Linked DNA regions of Homo sapiens: regions 2 and 3 are each linked to region 1. A link is a contact called in ENCODE Hi-C or POLR2A ChIA-PET data. All regions are on one chromosome and are shown on one strand. The core of a region is the stretch at or near the end of the contact, and the rest is flanking DNA. Distances in the headings are between cores, read along the strand shown. Region 1 overlaps LINC03036 (long intergenic non-protein coding RNA 3036). Region 2 overlaps GRK5 (G protein-coupled receptor kinase 5). Region 3 has its middle 64 kb from the start of RGS10.

The links. Hi-C counts contacts between places; a loop is a spot of excess contacts on that map. ChIA-PET counts read pairs that join two places held with the same protein, here RNA polymerase II (POLR2A). Pooled maps may share reads with other maps.
Region 2: a pooled map shows a loop between it and region 1 (5-fold over the local background). The contact joins two enhancer-like sites. A Hi-C loop is called at or near these places in 2 of 50 pooled maps. POLR2A ChIA-PET finds 5 or more read pairs at or near these places in 2 of 52 experiments (OCI-LY7 and activated CD4-positive, alpha-beta T cell).
Region 3: a loop to region 1 is called in a pooled map, with 4 times the contacts of the local background. The contact joins two enhancer-like sites. A Hi-C loop is called at or near these places in 2 of 50 pooled maps. POLR2A ChIA-PET finds 5 or more read pairs at or near these places in 2 of 52 experiments (CD8-positive, alpha-beta memory T cell and activated T-cell).

Annotation. Positions count from the first base shown.
Region 1 is chr10:118,969,400-118,972,139 of GRCh38, forward strand. All of the region lies in intron 2 of LINC03036 (long intergenic non-protein coding RNA 3036), which reads right to left. Among named protein-coding and RNA genes, the nearest start is that of LINC03036, 59 kb to the right of the region's middle. Within about 2 kb of position 1,477, at least 2 of the 41 ENCODE cell types and tissues checked have a DNase peak (open chromatin) inside an H3K27ac peak, as active enhancers do.
Region 2 is chr10:119,415,679-119,418,378 of GRCh38, forward strand. The region is part of intron 4 of GRK5 (G protein-coupled receptor kinase 5); the gene reads left to right. Among named protein-coding and RNA genes, the nearest start is that of MIR4681, 39 kb to the left of the region's middle. Within about 2 kb of position 1,378, at least 6 of the 41 ENCODE cell types and tissues checked have a DNase peak (open chromatin) inside an H3K27ac peak, as active enhancers do.
Region 3 is chr10:119,476,951-119,479,650 of GRCh38, forward strand. No RefSeq gene overlaps it. Among named protein-coding and RNA genes, the nearest start is that of RGS10, 64 kb to the right of the region's middle. RefSeq lists enhancers at 1,124-1,193, 2,543-2,700. Within about 2 kb of position 1,286, at least 6 of the 41 ENCODE cell types and tissues checked have a DNase peak (open chromatin) inside an H3K27ac peak, as active enhancers do.

The DNA.
Region 1 (2,740 bases), core at 227-2,726:
GAGAAGTCGGCGGAGAGGCCTTGTAGCCACCACCTGCCTTGATTGGCCAGTGCCTGTGCTTGTACCTGATTTTAAATAATTGGACTATCATGTGTGTTTGTACAGCAGCTGGGGCAGCAAGTTATCAACAGAAGATTGATAGGGTAAGACCCATTTTTACAGAAAAATCCCTCTTTGCACATGGGCAGAATGGGCCTGAGGCGGTGGAAAGAAGGGGCGAGGGGTGAGGGGCAGCCCACAGCTCCTGGGCTGTTTGCTTTTCCTCTCCCCTGCTCACAGGAGCCCTCCGGGAGGTCTAAGAAATCCACACACAACTATAGAAGAACCAAATCCCCACATTGCTCTGGGAATTAGAATCTCAGCACACGAGGCCGGGTGTGGTGGCTCACGCCTGTAATCCCAGGACTTTGGGAGGCTGAGGCGGGCGGATCACTTGAGGTCAGGAGTTTAAGACCACCCTGGCCAACATGGTGAAACCCTGTCTCTACTACAAATACAAAAGTTAGCCAGGCGTGGTGGCGGGTGCCTGTAATCCCAGCTACTCGGGAGGCTGAGGCAAGGGAATCACTTGAACCCAGGAGGTGGAGGTTGCAGTGAACTGAGATGGCACCACTGCCCTCCAGCCTGGTGACAAAGCGGGACTGTGTCAAAAAAAAAAAAAAAAATCTCAGAACATGACTTCTTCAAGGTCTCCTGTTTCACAGATGAGCTACCGGAGATTTTCATCTAGAACTAATAACACATCCACTCATTCAGCCAACATTCGAGTGGCCGCTCTCTGCTCCTAACTGCCATAGGCCTAAGGACACAGCAGAGAATAAAGCAGCCCAGTCCTCAGCCCTTAGGGAGTTCACATTATGGCAGAGGAAACAGAAAATAAACAGAGTAAGACTTCAGACTGTGAGAGGCTCTAGGAGGGAAATAAACCGGGCGGTGTGGTGCAGGGATTGGCTAACTGCAGCCCTGGGGCCATGTCCAGCCTGCAGCCTCTTTATATGGCCAGCAAGCCAAGAATGGTTTTAAAGGGTTGTATAAAACAAAAAGAAAAGGCCGCGCTCGGTGGCTCACACCTGTAATCCCAGCACTTTGGGAGGCCGAGGCAGGATTGCTTGAGCCCAGGAGTTTGAAACCAGCCTGGGCAACATAGCAAGACCCTGTCTCTGATGAAAGGAGAGAGGGTGAGGGGGGAAATGTTGTGGAAAGAGAGGAAAAGGAAGACGAGAGAAAGAGAAAGGAAAGAAAGGAAAATGCAACACAGACCTTAAAGGCCCACAAAACCTAAAAATGTTTGCCATGTACTACTTTATAGATCGTACTTTACAGGAAAAGTGTGCCCAGTTAGTAAGACGAGGGCCCTCTTAACTAGCAAAGTCTGGATTCTTTCTTGTGACATGGCCTCCTTCCCCTTCCTCAGAGTTGCCTCTACCTTAGGGAAGATGAGACACTGAAACGGTTCATGAAAAGTTCACTGTGCTTGGCCACCTGCCAAGAATCCGGATTTCTGGGCATCTCACTCCCCACCTGCTGTCTGGGGTCTTACTCAAGAAACCTGGTCTTCAACCTGGCCACAGCTGTGCCTACCCCCTCCTTGACTGGCAGACCAGGGAACCACATAGGCAACAGCTTCCCCAAGGACCCCCGGCCCCTCCGGTTACCCCTCCTCCTGCCTGAACCACTTGGTCAAAAATAGAACCACATGGATCCCTATTTCAAGACACCTCCCTGGAAATCCACTGCCCGGAGACTCTGTCTTCTTTTATTTCAGTGAAATACATTTCTGAGTCCATGGTTCAGAGTTCAACTTTATAAATCCTGGCACTGGTCAATAGAGGAAGAAATGTTTACGTCCAAACAAAACCAAATACATAACTCTAGCTCTCCTGGGGGACAAAAAAAAAAAGTCTGTAAAACACATAGCAGCAGCCATTGTGACTTGAAACCAACACAGAGGAAGAAGTGTGACAGAAATCCCCAAGCTCACCACTCAGCGGCGTCTCTGATACATTCCATTACACGTCTGAGCTAAAGAAGAACCAAGTTGGTTCTTAAAAAGTGTGTCCCATCCAAATACCTAATGCATATGCAGCTTAAAACCTAGATGATGAGTTGATGGGCGCAGCAAACCACCATGGCATACATATACCATGTAACAAACTTGCACGTTCAGCACACGTATCCCAGAACTTAAAATTTTAAAAAAAAAAGTGTGTCCCATCAATGTTCAATACAGTCTTCAGACATCAGCCACGACCTGGAAGGTTCACAGTGAAACCTGTGCCTCACAGAAAATAAATTACATCTGAATAGTTAACTTTGCAATTGTTAAAGAGCCTTTTCCCAAAATTAAAATGACTCACATGTCCACACAAAGTGATAGGACAAATTCTTTATATGGTAATGGTGAACACATGTGATGAAAGATAACGGCCGATACACATCCACCTGCGATTCCTCCCTGAGTCCCGTTAAAACAATAAAAGGGATGCTTTAAAGGAATAAACACATGAGAATAAAAAGGATGAGGAACAGCAGGAACAACTTTTTGGAATCTGGTAACTGATGAATCAAGAAAGCTGAGTGGGGAAGCTGAGACTCAGCTTGGTTTACACCAAGAAATCCCACCATGATGGAGAGATGGGCAGTGCCGGCTGCCCCTGGTGGCAGGGGTGAAAGTGAGGTTGAAAGCAGGAAGAGAAGCTGAAAGTCTGTGCAAGCAGACAGACCCTAATTACTTCTCCCA
Region 2 (2,700 bases), core at 128-2,627, 450 kb after region 1:
AAATGGGGGCCAGCTGGTTTTGACTGGGGCCAAGGAGGCCAAAGCCATGTCCTTCCTAGAGGGCTGGCTCAGGATACCTGGTTAAGGGCTTATACCACTCAGATCCATGCCTCCCAGTCAGAGGTGCCAATCCTGGCCCCGCCATGGGCCAGCAAGTGACTTGCAGGGGACCCCTTCTCTCAGTTTCCCCATCTGTGCCATGAGTGGGTTGAAGGGCTGAGCCCTGAGGGGTCTTTCCTGGAGGGTCCTCTGATCTCCACCTCCTCCGCCGTCTCACTCCTGAATCTCTGAACGAGTATCAGGCCTGTGTTTCTGGACAGTTCCCAGGGTGACGCGGGGCAAAGGATTATCGGTGGCTCTGGGGAGGCCTCTGGGTGTAGCTCTGAGTTGATTTCATGGTCTTTCAGTCCCGCTTCATCCCTGGGTGCCTCCAAGGGCACCAGCCAAGTACAACTGATTCCATCTCCACCCTGACACTTGAAACAAGGGATGTTAATACAGGGAGATGCTTTGGGAACCAGAGCCTCAAACATCTGGAGTTTCGCACTGATGCAGGAAATGATGTCCCTTCCTCACGTCAGTCATTCATGGTGCAGAGGCAGGGAGCAGTGCCGGGAGAGCAGGTGCAGCCGCCTTGGCGACGCCATCCTCGGGGCTGATAACTCAGCCACTGATAGCTGCCCCAGGAGGGGGTCAGCCTCAAGCTACGGCAGCATTCCTGCCAGCCGTTCCTGCTTATTTCCCATGATCTTCACTAGTCCCTCTGACTCCGAACAGCATCTCCCTTTCTGTTCAGTGCTGACTCTGTCCTCCAGGCGCTGGCCCTGCAGTCCAGCTTCTCTCTCCTTCAAGGTCCAGGCCTGTATGACCTCTCTAGGGCTCCCTCTCGAATTGATCGCTCTCTCTCTCTCTTTTTTTTTTTTTTAATTTGAGACTGCTTCTCACTCTGTTGCCCAGGTTGGAGTGCAGTGGCTCAGTGATCTCGGCTCACTGCAACCTCCGCCTCCTGGGTTCAAGCGATTCTCGTGCCTCAGCCTCCTGAGTAGCTGGGACTACAGGCGCATGCCACCATGCCCAGCTAACTTTTGTATTTTTAGTAGAGATGGGGTTTCACCATGTTGGCCAGGCTGGACTCGAACTCCTGACCTCAAGTGATCCACACACCTCGGCCTGCCGAAGTGCTAGGATTACAGGCGTGAGCCACCGCACCTGGCTGAATTGATCCCCTTTTTCCCCTCAGTTGTTGTTGCAGAGGCCGTACTCCTCTGGTCTGAGATTATAGTCAGTTGGTAATTATTCCAGGTGTGCCCACCTGGCCTCCCAAGTCTTTGGGGACCAGAAGGCTGGCAGGCCGTTGGGGTGAAGGAGCATAGGGAAGCAATGGCACCACCTTGTGGACGGCCTGCTTCATGGGCCTTGGCTGAATGCGTGGAGGCAGAACTGGGGTTGGGCTGTCGCCTGCCCTTGTGCTTGGGTCCCTACCTCTGTAATGCCACTGAGGGTGGGTGTCTGAGCATCAGCCTCGGGTGTGGTGGGTGATCCACACGTGCTTCCCGGATTCAGTGCTGAGTGTGGTGCCCACTGGGGTGGCTTCATGCCCAGGCCTGGCCCCTGCCTTCCTCCTCAGCACCCCTCCTCCCCAGCCTGCCTCAGTGTCTGAAATACTCCAGATCATTCCTGCTTCAGGTTAAGCACAGATGGCGCCTGTGAAGCGGCAGTTGACCTGGGAGGGGTGCGGCAATGAGCATTTGCTGTACCAAGGGGTGCTGGGGGCAAGGGATTAGCCAGCAAGTCACCCCATTCACTCTAAACCCATTGCTGTACAAATGCAGCTTCAGGACAGGCCCCTAGTTCTTCTCTCCAACCACACTGCCACCCCAACAGTCTCATCATTGAAAATTCCAAGGCCTCCCGTGCATTGAATCGTTAGTGGTCAGCAATACATCATCCACACCATGCCTGAATATCCCAGAGGTTTCTGCTCTGATGGAACAGAAGATGAGAGAGGCGACCTACGCGGCATGATACGGTTTAGGGTCACAGCAGCAGAGGATGCATGAGATGAGGACAAAAAGGAGGGGAGAGGCTTAGAGAGGAGTGAAGGTGCGAAGTCACCCTAGGCGTACTTCATCCGTTTCGGTGGGGGGTCTGCCCTACTTATGTTCCAAGTGATGGGAAGAGCTTTTCTCCGTGCCCTGTGGTGCCCAGAAAAACATCCCAGGCAAGTTTCATCTCTTGCTACCTGAAGAGGTACATTCTGGTCATCACAGATATCAGGAACTGCCCGGATCCCCAGAACCAGTGGCATAGAGCAGAGAGCGAGTCTGGGCCATAGGGAAGAGGTGGTAAGAAGGAGTGAGTCATCGGGGGTCCCGAGGGGAGTTCCAAACCAGCACGAGCTCTGTCCGATCTGCCCGCTGGAATAGCAGGCAGCCTTGGCTCCCCTGGCCCAGTGCGGCCCCAGGTTCCTCCAGTGCAGGATTCAAGGTCAATTTCCCATCCCAAGAGAGAGGCAGGGCAGGTTCTTTTACCTCCAGGTGAAGGGGGCTTTTATACAGAAGAACCAGCTCACAGAGCAGGCAGAGTGCCCCCAGCTTCAAGGTTACCTCTGTCCCTCCCCAGCTTCAGGGGGGACCAGAAGGGGAGAGTCCTTCACCAAAGAAGTGGGTGGGGAGCTCAGCGCTGGGGAGTGATTGCCAG
Region 3 (2,700 bases), core at 36-2,535, 510 kb after region 1:
CGTGCAGTGGCGCAATAATATCTCACTGCAGTCTTGATCTTCTGTGCTCAAGTGCTCCTCCCACCTTAGCCTCCTGAGTAGCTTGGGACCACAGGTGTGTGCCACCATGCCCAGCTAATATTTTTTTCTTTTTTTTTTTCTTTTGTGGAGATGGGGTCTCATCATGTTGCTCAGGCTGGTCTCGAACTCCTGCCTGAGCTCAAGTGATCCACCTGCCTCAGCCTCCCAAAGTGCTGGGATTACAGGCATGAGCCACTGTTGCCTGCCCATATATCTTCATTTCTTTGGAATAAATGGAAAGCAACCATTGGGTCGCATGGTAGTTGTATGTTCAGGTTTTAAAGAAACTGTGAACATATTTTCCAGAGTGGCTCTACCATTTCATGTTCCCACCAGCAGTGTAAGAGTGATCCAGTTTTTCCAAATCCTCACCAGCATTGGATGTTGTCCCTGTTTTTTATTTTAGCCATTCTGATAGATGTGCATCACTGTGGTTTCAATTTGCATTTCCCTAATGGCTAATGATGTTGAACATCTTTTCACAGGCTCAGTTCCATTTGCATATCCTCCTCAATGAGGTGTCTCTTCATGTCTCTTGCCCATTTTCAAATTCGATTGTTTGGCTTGTTGTTTGAGAGTTTGAGAGTTTTTTACCCTCTCTAGATATTAGTCCTTATTGCTAAATTTGTTGTGGTGAGTGGTTGAAGCCTTCGAGCCCTGTTCTGCAGTTTTCCTTATGAGTATAATACACACACATCTGGCTTCATAAAAGGCAGGGTGCCTCCCCAGAGAGGGAGCTGGGCAGGTTGACGGTGCTGGGTCACTCCAGCTGAGATCATTTGCAAGCCTGTCTTTTACAGCCCTTGGTTCTCTTCAAACCCCATGGGCATATTGTGTCTCTGGCTCCCAGTTCTTCCCACCACCTTTCCTATAGGTGGCTTCATCCTACACACTTTGGAGATGGTCATGATACCTTGATGATGACAGAGGGCTTGCACTTCTCCCTACAATGCCATAGATCTAGCCCATTCCTTAAACCGTCTCAAAAAGGCACCTCCAGCCCTTTTAACCTTTGATGCCGTACCCTGTCCTGTTGTTCTTTGCCACAGATTCCAGATTCCTATAGATCCGTGTCACTCATTGTGAATCAAAGCTATTCTGCAGGACACAGAATAAATGGCAGAAAGGGAGGTCACTGGAAAGCTTCATGTAGAATCATAGCTCAGGGCAGGACAGCCTGTGTGCTGCACGCTTGGCCACACCAGCCAACGGTTAAAGAAGTCAGCACTGCAGGGGATGCCCCAGAGAGGGTGAGCAGGAAATTGCAATCTACATAGACCCAAAGGTGCAGAGGAAAGGTCACAGGACCGGGCATCAGAGCCCCCTGCTCACTGCAGGTCTCTCTGTGTGTGTGGCAGGGGCGTGGCGGGGGGAGAGGAACAGGTGTCACATGACCTCTGTCCCTAAGCATCTGAACTGAAGAAGTAAAGAGGTCAGCCAGCCTCCTCCCACTCCAGACCTCTGGGATACTTAAAGTAAGTGTTGCAGGGTTTGTAGCATCTTGGAACCTTTCTTCCTACATCACAGAAAAAAAAAAAAAAAAGTCCAGTGAACCGGTTCCACCTCTTAAGAAACTGTGGTTTCTACAGCCTGAACTTGAGCAAAACTGGAACATCAGAAAATTATTTCCTCCTGCCCCATCTCTGATGTAATAGCAGATCCAGTCCTCAGCTCTGTTTCTATAGAGAAAGCTGGGTGAACGGGATGGGTCTTTATTGAGTTCCCTTTGACGTTCTTCCAAAAAATAGATGTGATTTTCCCCTCTCCCTCCCTCTGTCTCCTTCCATCATCCTTGCCTCCTTTGGACCCATAGAAGGGGGTTCTTGTGGGAAGTGATGATCTCTGAGCCAGGCCCTCTTTCAGATGAGCTATGAAGTTAGTTTGTTTACTTATTTTTTTCATCTAAACCCCAAATACCACAGAACCAGCACCTGCAATTTTTCCTAACACATCCTTTGAACTTGCTGCAAGTTAAACTGTAGAGGTTTCATTTCTCAGTTGTAATTCAGGGTGTCTTCCCCATGCCATTTGCTTCCAAGGAGCAACATCTTCCTCCCTTTCTACCCCAACTCCCATCAACAACTGAAAAAAACGAGAAATCAGAACTTCAGCCACAGCAGCCTTTCCTGGCTCTGTGTGAACACCGTGGAGAGGATACAGCCCTTGACTCCCTGGCCCTCCTCCCTCTCACGTCTAAGCTGGGAACACCATAAACAGTCACAGTGCTGAGCCAGGCAGAGAGGCAGACGGGTACAGCCAGACGGGACAGATGTAATTAGCAGCATCATTGCTTTGGTGTGCAGAATAGATAGCAGAATGCCGCCACCCACATGATGCTTTGGCAAATGTACTGTCGCTCATTTTCACAAACAATTCAATAGGTCTTTTAAAAGTGCCGACAACAAGCAAAGAAAGTCACGGAAAGAAACCAGAGTGACAACTCAGCCCGAGTGCCAAAGTTACTTGAGAGCTGCTCTGGGAACAGTGAAGCCAAACCAACTCCGAGTTCAATCTGATCCAAGTTCAGATGGACAGAGCCTGGCATCCATGGGGCAAGCAGTGGTGCCCGATTCATCGTCAGATAAAGTGAGCTCAGATGCCACCGTGTTCCTGATGTAGCTGTCACATGATGCCTCTGAG